Linked DNA regions of Homo sapiens: region 1 is linked to region 2. The links are chromatin loops, found by intact Hi-C in ENCODE. Cell type or tissue: Calu3. All regions are shown on one strand. Links, peaks and the distances in the headings refer to the core of each region. The heading gives the core; the rest is flanking DNA.

Region 1 (5,389 bases), core at 331-5,330, 58 kb after region 2:
ATCACATTATCGACTTTCATATTATGCTACAGAAGTATGGCAACCAAAACAGCGTGGTACTGGAATAACAACAGACACATAGCTCAGTGGAACAGAATAGAGAACCCAGAAGCAAATCCACACACCTACAGTGAACTTGTTTTTGACAAAGGTGCCAAGAACATGCATTGGAGAAAAGACTGTCTCTTCAATAAATGGTGCTGAGAAAATTGGATATCCAAATGCAGAAGAATGAAACTAGACCTCTGTCTCTCACCATATACAAAAATCAAATCAAAATGGATTAGATACTTAAATATAAGACCTCAAACTATGAAACTACTAAACAAAAACACTGGGGAAGCTCTCCAGAACATTGTAGTGGGCAAAAATTTCTTGAGTAACACTCCAGAAGCACAGGCAGCCAAAGCAAAACTGGATAAATGGGACCACATCCAGTTAAAAACCTTCTGCACAGCAAAAGAAACAATCAACAAAGTGAAGAGACAACCCACAGAATGTGAGAAAATATTCGCAAACTAGCCATCTGACAAGGGATTAATAACCAGAATATTACAAGCTCTAACAGCTCTATAGGAAAAACATCTAATAATCCGATTTAAAATGGGTAAAAGATCTGAATAGACCTTTCTCAAAAGAAGACATATGAGTATGAAACAGGAATATGAAAAGGTGCTCAACATCACTGATCATCAAAGTAATGCAAATCAAAACTACAGTGAGATATCATCTCACCCCAGTTAAAATGGCTTTTATCCAAAAGACGGGCAATAATGAATGCTGGCAAGGATGTGAAGAAAAGGGAACTCTCATACGCTGTTGGTGGGAATAAAAATCACTACAACCACTATGCAGAACTGTTTGGAGGCCCCTCAAAAAACTAAAAATAGAGCTACCATACAATCCAGTAATCCCACTGCTAGGTATATATACCCCAAAGAAAGGAAATCAGTATATCAAAGGGATATCTGCACTTTCATGTTTGTTGCAGCAGTATTCACAAAAGCCAAGATTTGGATGCAACCTAAGTGTCCATCGAAAGATGAATGGATACAAAAAATGTGTTACATAAACACAATGGAGTACTATTCCATCATAAAAAAAAAAATGAGATCCTGTCATTTGCAGCAACATGAATGGAACTGGAGATCATTATGTTAAGTGAAGTAAGCCACGAAGATGGACTTTGCATGTTCTAACTTATTTGTGAGAGCTAAAAATTAAAACAATTGAACTCATGAACATTGAGAGTAGAAAGATGGTTACCAGAGGCTGGAGAGGGTAGTCGGGGAGTGGGGAGGAAGCAGGGGTGGTTAATGGGTACAAAAAGTAGTTAGAAAGAATGAATAAGACCTAGTATTTGATAGTATAATGGGATGACTATAGTCAATAATAATTTAATTATACATTTTTAAATAACTAAAAGAAAATAATTGGATTGTTTGTAACACAAAAGATAAATGCTTGAGGGGATGGATACCCCATTTACCATGATGTAACTATTACAAATTACATGCCTTTATCAAAATATCTCAGGTACCCCAGAAATATATATACCTGCTGTGTACCCACAAAAATTAAAAATTAATAAAAGAAAGTTCATAGCAGCACTGTTCATTAAAACCCCAAAGCGTTCATTAGCAGGAGAATGGATAGGTAACGTGTGGTAGAATCATAGGAAAATACTATACAATAATGAGAAAAAACAAACTATGGTTACATACAATATAGATGAATCTTGCAAGTATGTTGGACAAAAGAAGCCAGATACTACATAATTCTACTTATATAAAGTTCAAAAACAGGAAAATCCCATCTTTGATGGTAGAAGTCAGAGTACTGGCCATCTTTGGGGAAGGTAATGACTCTAGGGAGGCATGAGTGGGGGCTCCGGAGTTCTGGTTCTGTTTTTTGATTTGGATGCTGGTTACATGAATGTTTACATTGTGGAAATTCTTGTATGATTTGTGCATATCTGATGTCTATCATGCTTCAATTAAAATTTTATTTTAAGAGTGAGAGAAAGATAAGGGAGATAAAGATAAGGGAGTAAAAATAGATAATAACAAATAGGATGGAAGATAAGAAGTATCAATAAGCATAGTTTTCAAAATATATTTCAAAGGATATACAGTATGAATAGGTGGTAAAATCTAAGTAAAATCTTTTTTGCAATGTTTTTCATGTTTAACGTTTATGTCCCTTCATATAGCCATTGTTTTAATAACATTCTACCACATATTTTCTGGTTTAAAAGTAATGTACTTGTCTGTGTGTATCTATGGAGGATTGGTTCAGGACCCCCTCAGATACCAAAATCTGCAGATGCTCAAGTCTCTTATATAAAATGGCATAGTATTTGCCTATAACTTATCCGCATCCTCCTGTATATTTTAAATTATCTCTAGATTACTTACAATATCTAATATAACGTGAATGCTCCATAAATACTTGTTATACTCTATTGTCTAGGGACTAATGACAAGAAAAGAAGTCTGTACATGTTCAGTACGGATACAGCCATTCATCTTTTCCAAATATTTTCAATCTGAAGTTGACTGAATCCATGGCTGCAGAACCCACATGTATGGAGGACCAAGTGTACATGTTTATTTTATTAAATTTCAGAAACAAAAAATAAAACAGGGAAGAAACCAGAATTCCATCAATGAGATCTAATCATCCTTAACATTTCGGTGTGTATCCTACCAGTCTTTCTGTCTTATGATTTATGAAGTTTTTAAAAGGATGGGGTGAGGAGAGAAGCAAGGAATGATAGGCATGTGGTTGAGGATAATGGCTTCTTTAGTGCCAACATGGCACATGTATACATGTGTAACAAACCTGCACGTTGTGCCAATGTACCCTAGAACTTAAAGTATAATAATAAAAAAAAAAGAGGCACAAGAACAGGATGTAATACAGGAACCCACCGGTAGGTTACTATGGGTGTTTTTTGTTTTAGGTGGTAGATTAATTATTAAAAATAACTTAGGAAATAAAAGTCGGCCAGGTCTGGACCAATAATGAGGATGTATCACCAACAAAGGATTATGATTAATCCAATTTTGTGCACCTGCGGTCCAATTAAAACTAAAAGAATTCTCATAATAAATAGATTCTGTGCTGTAATTGAAAGTAAGTTTAGTCCTCTGAAGTCCTAAACTGACATTTTAAAGACAAACTGTGCACTGACAAATCGGGGGGAAAAAATTACTTCCCTTTTCAGTAAGAAGAAGCTTGCCCTTTGATTACTAAACCTCACATAGTTTTACAATGATTTGTGAATTCCAGCTCCTGTTCATGATAACATTGGCCATAATGATTCAAACGTTCATGTGTCAGAACGTTTCAGTGTAAACCAGATAAACTTCCCAGGTCCCTTCTATCTCTAAAATTCTGTATTTTAGATTAATGACCTGATGTGTCTACCCACTCAATTAATAAAGCAAGAATGACTTTTCCAGACCCTTTCCTGTTAATTACACAGAGAGTTTCAACTGGGGACAGTTCTTATTGCTCACAGCAAAAATCCAGATTTATTGGTTTGTTTTCGTGTTTATATCCCTGTTGCTGTTAATAAAAATGAAAGGTTTAATGTGTTGAGGAAATCAGGGTAAAATATGTGCAAGAATTTAAAATAATGCACACGTAATGTTAGAACACTAAAATGCATGCTTTTGGTTTCTATTTTAGCTACAGCGGAGCCACAAACTTGGCTTACAGCTTCCTAACACTCAAAGAAGGAAACAGGAGAAGAGAGAAGATTTGTAATGCCTATAAAATAATTTTGGCCAGGTTTTCCAAAGAAAACCAGAATTTCCATGTGCTTAGAAAGATGTCCCCACGATGTGCTAGAACAGGCTTCTATCGGCGCTTGAGAGCCGATGGTTAAATATTCAGATTTTTTACAAATATGTTGTTAAACCATTGGTAGCTTGAAACTGACCATGGTGGGAATATTTAGCATACACCACAAGTCAGGTCTTGTTTTTCTTTTAGAAGCCAGACTACAAGCACACCACCACATGTCCCCAGTGGTCCTCAGACAAAGACACTGTGTGAGGTCAGGAGAGTTGCAAGTGGATGGGGAAAGGCTCAGTGTACAACTTTCTATGTACAATAGAAACCCATCCCTCAGGAGTAGCGGAGAACAGAAACATATGCCTGACCAGAGAATGACTTCAAAGTTACATCAGCAGTCACCCACCCCACCTGAGTCCTTCTTTCCAATAATACCCTTTGGAATTTCATACCTGGGATTACAAAAACTGCTATGCCCATTGAGGGGCAGACATATCTCCCCATTCAAAGATACACCTAAACAAATGCGAGAATCTCAGATTACAGACTTTATGCTTTCCACTCAGTCAGCCCTTCCAAGCCCATGTTTCACGGCATCATGAAAAGTGTCCTTCAGGGAAGAAAAAAAGTGTCCCATACCAAAATAAGCAATAATCTTTATTGCAGGACTTCTCAGAGCCTTTAAGGAGGCATATGTGCTCCTGTGGCAGAGTGTACATTAGTTCCCAAACTTGTTTTACCCCAGAACACTTCCTGGTGACACATCTTGGGACATCATACTGAAAAATGCCACCCTGGGTAGTCAGGGTTCCTTATGATTTGGAGAGGCAACGCCAGGATGTTATTCCACAGAAATGTTTCTTTTATGTAGGACTTGAGGCTCTGGCATTTTTCTTTATAAAAACATGAGTTGCATATCTTCGCTTTTCAAATGAACCATTTCATTAACTCTGTTGGTGTTCATACATCCGTCAGCAGAGCTGACTTAAGGCATAAAGGAAACAGTTCAGGACAAGAAGTTTCTTAACTTCCTGTGGGCTATGTCGCCAGCAACTCACTCAGTCCTATGTGGACACAGAGTTTGTTATGTTGCCGGCAGTACACACAAGTATGCACCCACTCAACCATCATCATGGAGCCCCTCCATGTTCCAGGCCGCGGATGGGACAGACCTGGCCCTGTCTTCAAGGAGCTCAGGATGCAGCATTAATGAATGTCAGCTTCCTCTATTTACAGCCTTTCTTTGCTTTGTCTAGGCTTCTGTTTCCCCACTTTGCTCTGTGCCCTGTGCTGCTCCTCACCACTCTTGTTCATCCTTTTCCCTCCCTTCCCTGATAGCTTTTTCCAATGACTCACAAGAACCCACCCAGCTCAGCTGCTTTTCATTACGCTCCTGTCTTTGCATTTTTCCAACTCAATTAAGCCATTACCAGAACTAAATGAGGCATGGACTCCCCAAAAGTCACACCTGTTGTCAGGGAGATGGAGGGCAAGACCATGTGCAGCTGGCAGGCAGACAGCAGAAGCCGGGCTTGGGCTTGCGGGAGGCAGCCAAGGGTGACCGGGCAATTTGTGTTTCCCCCAG
Region 2 (5,365 bases), core at 1-5,000:
TTTCGTTTACTTGCTTCAATTATCCCAGAGATTTGAAGAAAAGGCACATTGGGGAAGAGTCCATGTCAAGTTCTAAACACACTTATCTTTCCCCTTAAACTGGATCTTCCAAGTGCAGTTTAGGTAGTCTGTTACTGAGAGAAATAATGCAGGCTGTTTTCTGAAATGCTCTGGATTTCCAGAACTTAACACCACAGTAGTTCCTATTCCTTAAAACAGAACTTCATCAGTCACACCTTGCTGTTGCTTTTCCCATCTCCACTCCAGGATTCCCTAACTGGCATGCCTAGGATTTTTCCTCTGTAGGAACCTGGGAGAGCGGGTGCTTTATACCTGCCTCCCAGGTGTCCAATGAAGGGGCTGAGGGACAAAGCTTTGTGGTGGACAAAAGGGGAGGGGAAGATGTAGGAGAAGTTGGAGGGGAAGTAGGAAGGAAGAAGCAGGCCAAGACCCTTGAGTAGAGAAGACTCCTCAAGCACAGAGCCCTGTCATTTGGGAACAGTCTCCATATAATTTCTAAGAGACCACACATGCGAGTTACTTCCTGCCAATACAGCACAGTCAGCTCTGTTCCAAGACTTCTATGCTAGACCAAAACATAGTAAGTGAAAAAAAAAAATCAGCAAATCAACCAGTTTTTGTCTCTATGATAAAACAGAGTGGTTGAAATTAAATTAGTTAAAAATTTTCTTTTTTACTGAATTAGCAGGTTCTTTAGGAGCTGTGTCCATTGTTTAAAATCACCTAATAGGTACTCCAGTCTCCACATTTTTCCTTTATTTTGTTTATCTTTTCATATTGCATAACCTTGAACTGGATCCCAACCATGTCAGAAAGTTCAGGCTGATTAGAAGCTGCCACTTCTAAGACTTTTTGGTGGAAGAGAGTGGGGAGGAGAGGGTGAGAAAATAATGACTGATCCTTGTGATAGGGTAGGGGTATAATGAAGAGGAAGAAGTTAACTACAAGTTTGAGACTGGTGAGGAGTTGCATATAATTCTTAAGATAACACGGCAATAAGTAAGTAAGAGGTAAAAAAATCATTCATCATTCATCATTCAAAATGTTTATAGAGTGCCTGGCTATGTGCCAGTCACTGGGAACTAACTGGTATATAAAACCAGGTGAGGTCCCTGCTCTCCTGGAGCTTACAGATGCTTTGGGGTGGCAGCTGTTAGGAAAATAAATATTGACTATATGTTATTACAAACTAAGATAAACTGTCTGAAGGAAAGAAACGAAGTTCTTTGAGGGTGTATACAGACTGAACTGTGAGACCAGGGAAGCCTTTCTCAAGGAGATCTCCCTTGAGCCAAGATTCAAAGATGGAGAGGAAGGTTGAGGATATATTTGTTGTTTACGTAGGACCAGAATGTATCCACTAGGAATGGTGTTTGGCTGCTAGTCATTAAGAAGACTAACTGCCATGTGACATTTGCTGTACTACATGAGCACATGTGCCAACTTGGCATTTTTGGCACTTTGGGAAAGAATGCTTTGTTATCACAGTATCAGTTGCATTGTCTTCAGTTGGTCATGGTTTGCCATTGCTGTATTCTTGCTTTATAATTAAATGTTTCAATTAACTTTATGCTTATCCACTTATTTTATTGTGTACAATAAAATGTGTGCATTGCAGTTCAAATGTGAATCATCCATATTCCCATTAATAAGGTAAATATATATATAACCCTGATACCAAATGTGGTTTATACACTGACTGTTCAATGTTATCACTAAATAGATTCTTTAGGTGAAAATAGGTGTGGCAGGTGGGCTGTAATATCTTCCTTCCATCCCTAGCCACTGCTCTAATTGGGAGGATGCCAGAATTTTTCAATTATTCTAAAGCTGCATGATCCTTTTCAAAGATTCATATATAGCTCTTTAGTAAAGAAAAAAAATCACCAATTGCACTGAAGCAACATATTTAACATTCAAACAAATATTTTTATTCATTCGACAGTGTTTACAGTAAACCTTGTATGTGCTCAGAGCTGTGCTAGACAGTATAATTAAAACTGATTACTAGGACAGAGTCCCAACATTTAAGGAGTTCATAGAAGTCTGAGAGGGAGTCATGCTCATCCATGTGCAGGTAGTATTGTGTTCATTACAATTAAAGCATAATCAGGGTACGTTCATGTATAAGGGAAGGGAGTGGTCAATTCTACCAAAGGAGGAAGGGTCAGGGAAAGGTTCTTGGAGGAGGTAACGCTTGAGTTGAATCTTGAAAGATGAGGAGTGACACCAGGTAGACAAAAGAAGAAGGTATAATGGGAGAGAGATTCATGTGCAAAAACAAGCAATTAACAACAACTAAACCAGAGGCATGAAACATCATGTCAAGTTCTAGGACCTGCAAGTGGTTCAAGGAGCTGAAGCATAAGGAGCCAAGAGGTAGGGAGGCTAGCAAAGTGGCTAAAGTATGCATGATGGGGTCACAGAAACAAAGATTTGAGTCGTGGTTCTGCCACTTTCTAGCTGTGGGACCTCAGTTAAGTAATTTAGCCACAGTAATTAATGGTAATAAAGGTAATACTTTCCTCATAGGATTGCTGCAAAGATTCAGATAAGATATGCACAGATTATGTACTCAGGAATTGTTGGCTATTCATTATTTATTCTAGGGCAAAGGAAGCTGCTGGAGGGTTTTACATAGAGGAGTGACTCGTGAGCATTTTTGCAATCACTCTGGCTGCATGTGGATGCTGAGTTGAAGGGGGCTCATTTGGAACAAAGTAAATATTTAGAGACATTATAACCATTTAGATAATGGTAATGATGGCCTGAACCATGGCGGTCATGGCAGCAGCCATGGAGAAAACTAGCTAAATGCTTGAGATATCGTCAAAGTAGACTCCACCACAGAACTAAGTTACTCATTAGATGTGGTCAGTGAGGGAGAGGATTTGAAGAGGTGAAGCCTGAGATTCTGGTCTGTTATCCTTTGACTCTGTCATTCAAGTGATCTTGGGATAGAAAAGAAGAAGTGAGTATCAACCAGGACTGGGGATCAGGAATCTGGGAAGTGCTTGTATACAGAGAACTTCATGATCGGTACCAAAAAAAATGCTATCTCTGATTCAGAAGAGCCCTTGACCATTTCTGTGTCTGAACATAAAATAGGATCAGTTAATCCATACCAAATATAATATCCATCTTCTCTCTCTCTCTTTTTCTCTCTCTCTATTTCTGGGAGGCTTTCAGTTCAAAGTGGGTGGACATTAGACTTCACCTATTTGTCATTGCCTTGAAGTGACAGATGTACCCTCACTCCATGCCTGGTACTGTTGGTTCAACTCTTGCCTGACACCAGCCTGATTCACTTTTTTCTCCTTTTTCTCATGTCTTCTCATATACAATAAGCACTAACTGAGGTGTCCACATGGACTTTATTAAAGTCCATGAGAATTAGAGGATTCAGGTAGTTCCTATTTCATCATGCAATGCAGTCTTGGTAACCACAGTATCCATTCATAAGGCAGGAAACAATACAGACATGTGTGATAGTGTTTGTTGAAAAGCTGCCGAGAGCTTTATTACTGTTTCCACCAAAGGTGGATACTAGGAAGTGCTGATTAAGGGTGTGCTTTTGGATTCAGTTGCTCAAACAACTGTATTATTACTCAAAGCCACAGAAATGAACATTATAATTAGGCAGAGCCAAATGAGTGAGATGGTCAAATATGAAATGAGGAAAACAAGATCAGCCTCTGCCGTGGACAGTCTAGTTTGGTGGAAGGTGGGCTTTCTATCTCTGACCTTCAGCATGACATTAACCTAGCTGAGCCTCAGTTTTTAGTGGTGGACCTTCCTTTGAGATCTGTGAAGCTAAGGTAATGTCTCCTTCACAGGGCGGTTGTGAAGTTTAAATGAGTTAAATGTGCTAAACACAATGTGTGGCGTATGGTGGGTGCTTAACTAGCTGATATCCTTTGGCTCAGTTAATCCCCAGGGTCTTTCCTCACATTGAAAAAGCAGGAAGCATGCAGATTTCTTGGGTTAAGTAACCTGAATTAATTTGTTTTAATGTGTTTTTCATCTATGATTGATTTTTTTTCCCTGGGAACCAGGGTGGAAACCTGTTTTCCTCCACCCTCAGTGAATGCTTATCAGTGATGATGGGGGCAAAGGTAATATGATACCTGCAGAGAGGAAACTAATTTTAGCCATTCTTCCTTCAACAAGTCTGTCACACACATGCAAGTAAAATTACTAACAAATAGAAAAATTGAGTAATTTGACTTCTTCCTCCCATATTTTCTGTTGGTAGAGTTCCTATTAAGCATATTTTTTGTTTATCTTTTGTTTTTCATGTAGGTAGAAAGAAGCAGGCTCAAAGAAATTGCAGTTGTACCCCTCAATAATTGTTTGTCCTTAGGAACAAAGTTTTGCTTTTCTCCTCTTAACAGAAGTTGATGGTTGAAAGAATTATCATATCTTTCATATAGTTTTTCTAAATATTCTATAATTTGACATAAGCTTTTAGTTTAGTTTTGTTCACCAGTTGGGTCCCAACTGCATGTCAGATGTTGAGTTGGCACTGTGTACTCAGAGACGCCAGCTGTGGTGCCCAGATCTCCAGTCTGGTAGCCCTTGTGAGAGAGACTGGGTAGGAAGAGAAGTGGGGTGGAGGGTGCAAGCTGATCTTAAACAGCTGATGGTGGTGGGAGTGACACTCAGGCTGAGGCTCTCTACCACAGCTTCAGGCTTCCAGTCCATCCAATCATGCACTCCTTTGGGTCAGGATCTGGGTCTACTCATCCCAGTGCCCCAAGCCCCTGCCAGTTAGAGCCCTTATGTGCTAAGTGCTTGTCGATTAAGAGATTCGGGGAAAGGTAGTGAGGAGGCTAGGTGATCTTCTCTTTTCACACTCTTAAAAATGAAAATAGTCCAAGTAAAGTTTATACTCCATGCAATTATCAACCAATTTCCATTCATCCTCATCTTTTGAGAGGCAGTACACTGCAGTGGTAATAGCCTAGGGCCAGGAATTAGACTACCCGAGCTTGTATCTCAGTTTGACAGCTCACTAGCTTCGTGACCTTGGGCAGGTTGTCCAACCTCTCTATGCCCCATTTTCCTTATCTGTAAACTGCAGTTAATTAACACTACTTACCTCTTTGGTTGTTAAAAGACTTATATGAGCTAATACACGTTGTTAAAGCTCATCAAGCATAGACAGCGTGTCTTATTCAACACTGAAACTCCAGAATCCATCATAGTGCCTGGTACACTGGAGGAGCTGAATGAATCAATGAATGAATGAATGAATGAACAAATGAATGAGTGACTTAGTGAATGAACAAATCTCAGTATATAGACTGGTATAACAGTCAGCAATTGACAAAGCACCCTCTTA

The links. Hi-C counts contacts between places; a loop is a spot of excess contacts. Peaks named below come from ENCODE experiments on the same cell type or tissue, not always from the same donor. Only the 100,000 strongest peaks of a DNase experiment are listed, where the experiment ranks them.
Region 1: a loop joins it to region 2, with 3 times the contacts of the local background. A loop is called at or near these places in 1 of 110 quality-filtered maps.

What each region holds. Positions count from the first base shown.
Region 1 is chr3:122,242,750-122,248,138 of GRCh38, forward strand. The region is part of intron 1 of CASR (calcium sensing receptor); the gene reads left to right. Among named protein-coding and RNA genes, the nearest start is that of CASR, 62 kb to the left of the region's middle. In Calu3, for the core only: no CTCF peak of the experiment used is centred there; a DNase peak (open chromatin) is centred at 2,932.
Region 2 is chr3:122,185,438-122,190,802 of GRCh38, forward strand. The region is part of intron 1 of CASR (calcium sensing receptor); the gene reads left to right. Among named protein-coding and RNA genes, the nearest start is that of CASR, 4.5 kb to the left of the region's middle. In Calu3, for the core only: no CTCF peak of the experiment used is centred there; no DNase peak of the experiment used is centred there.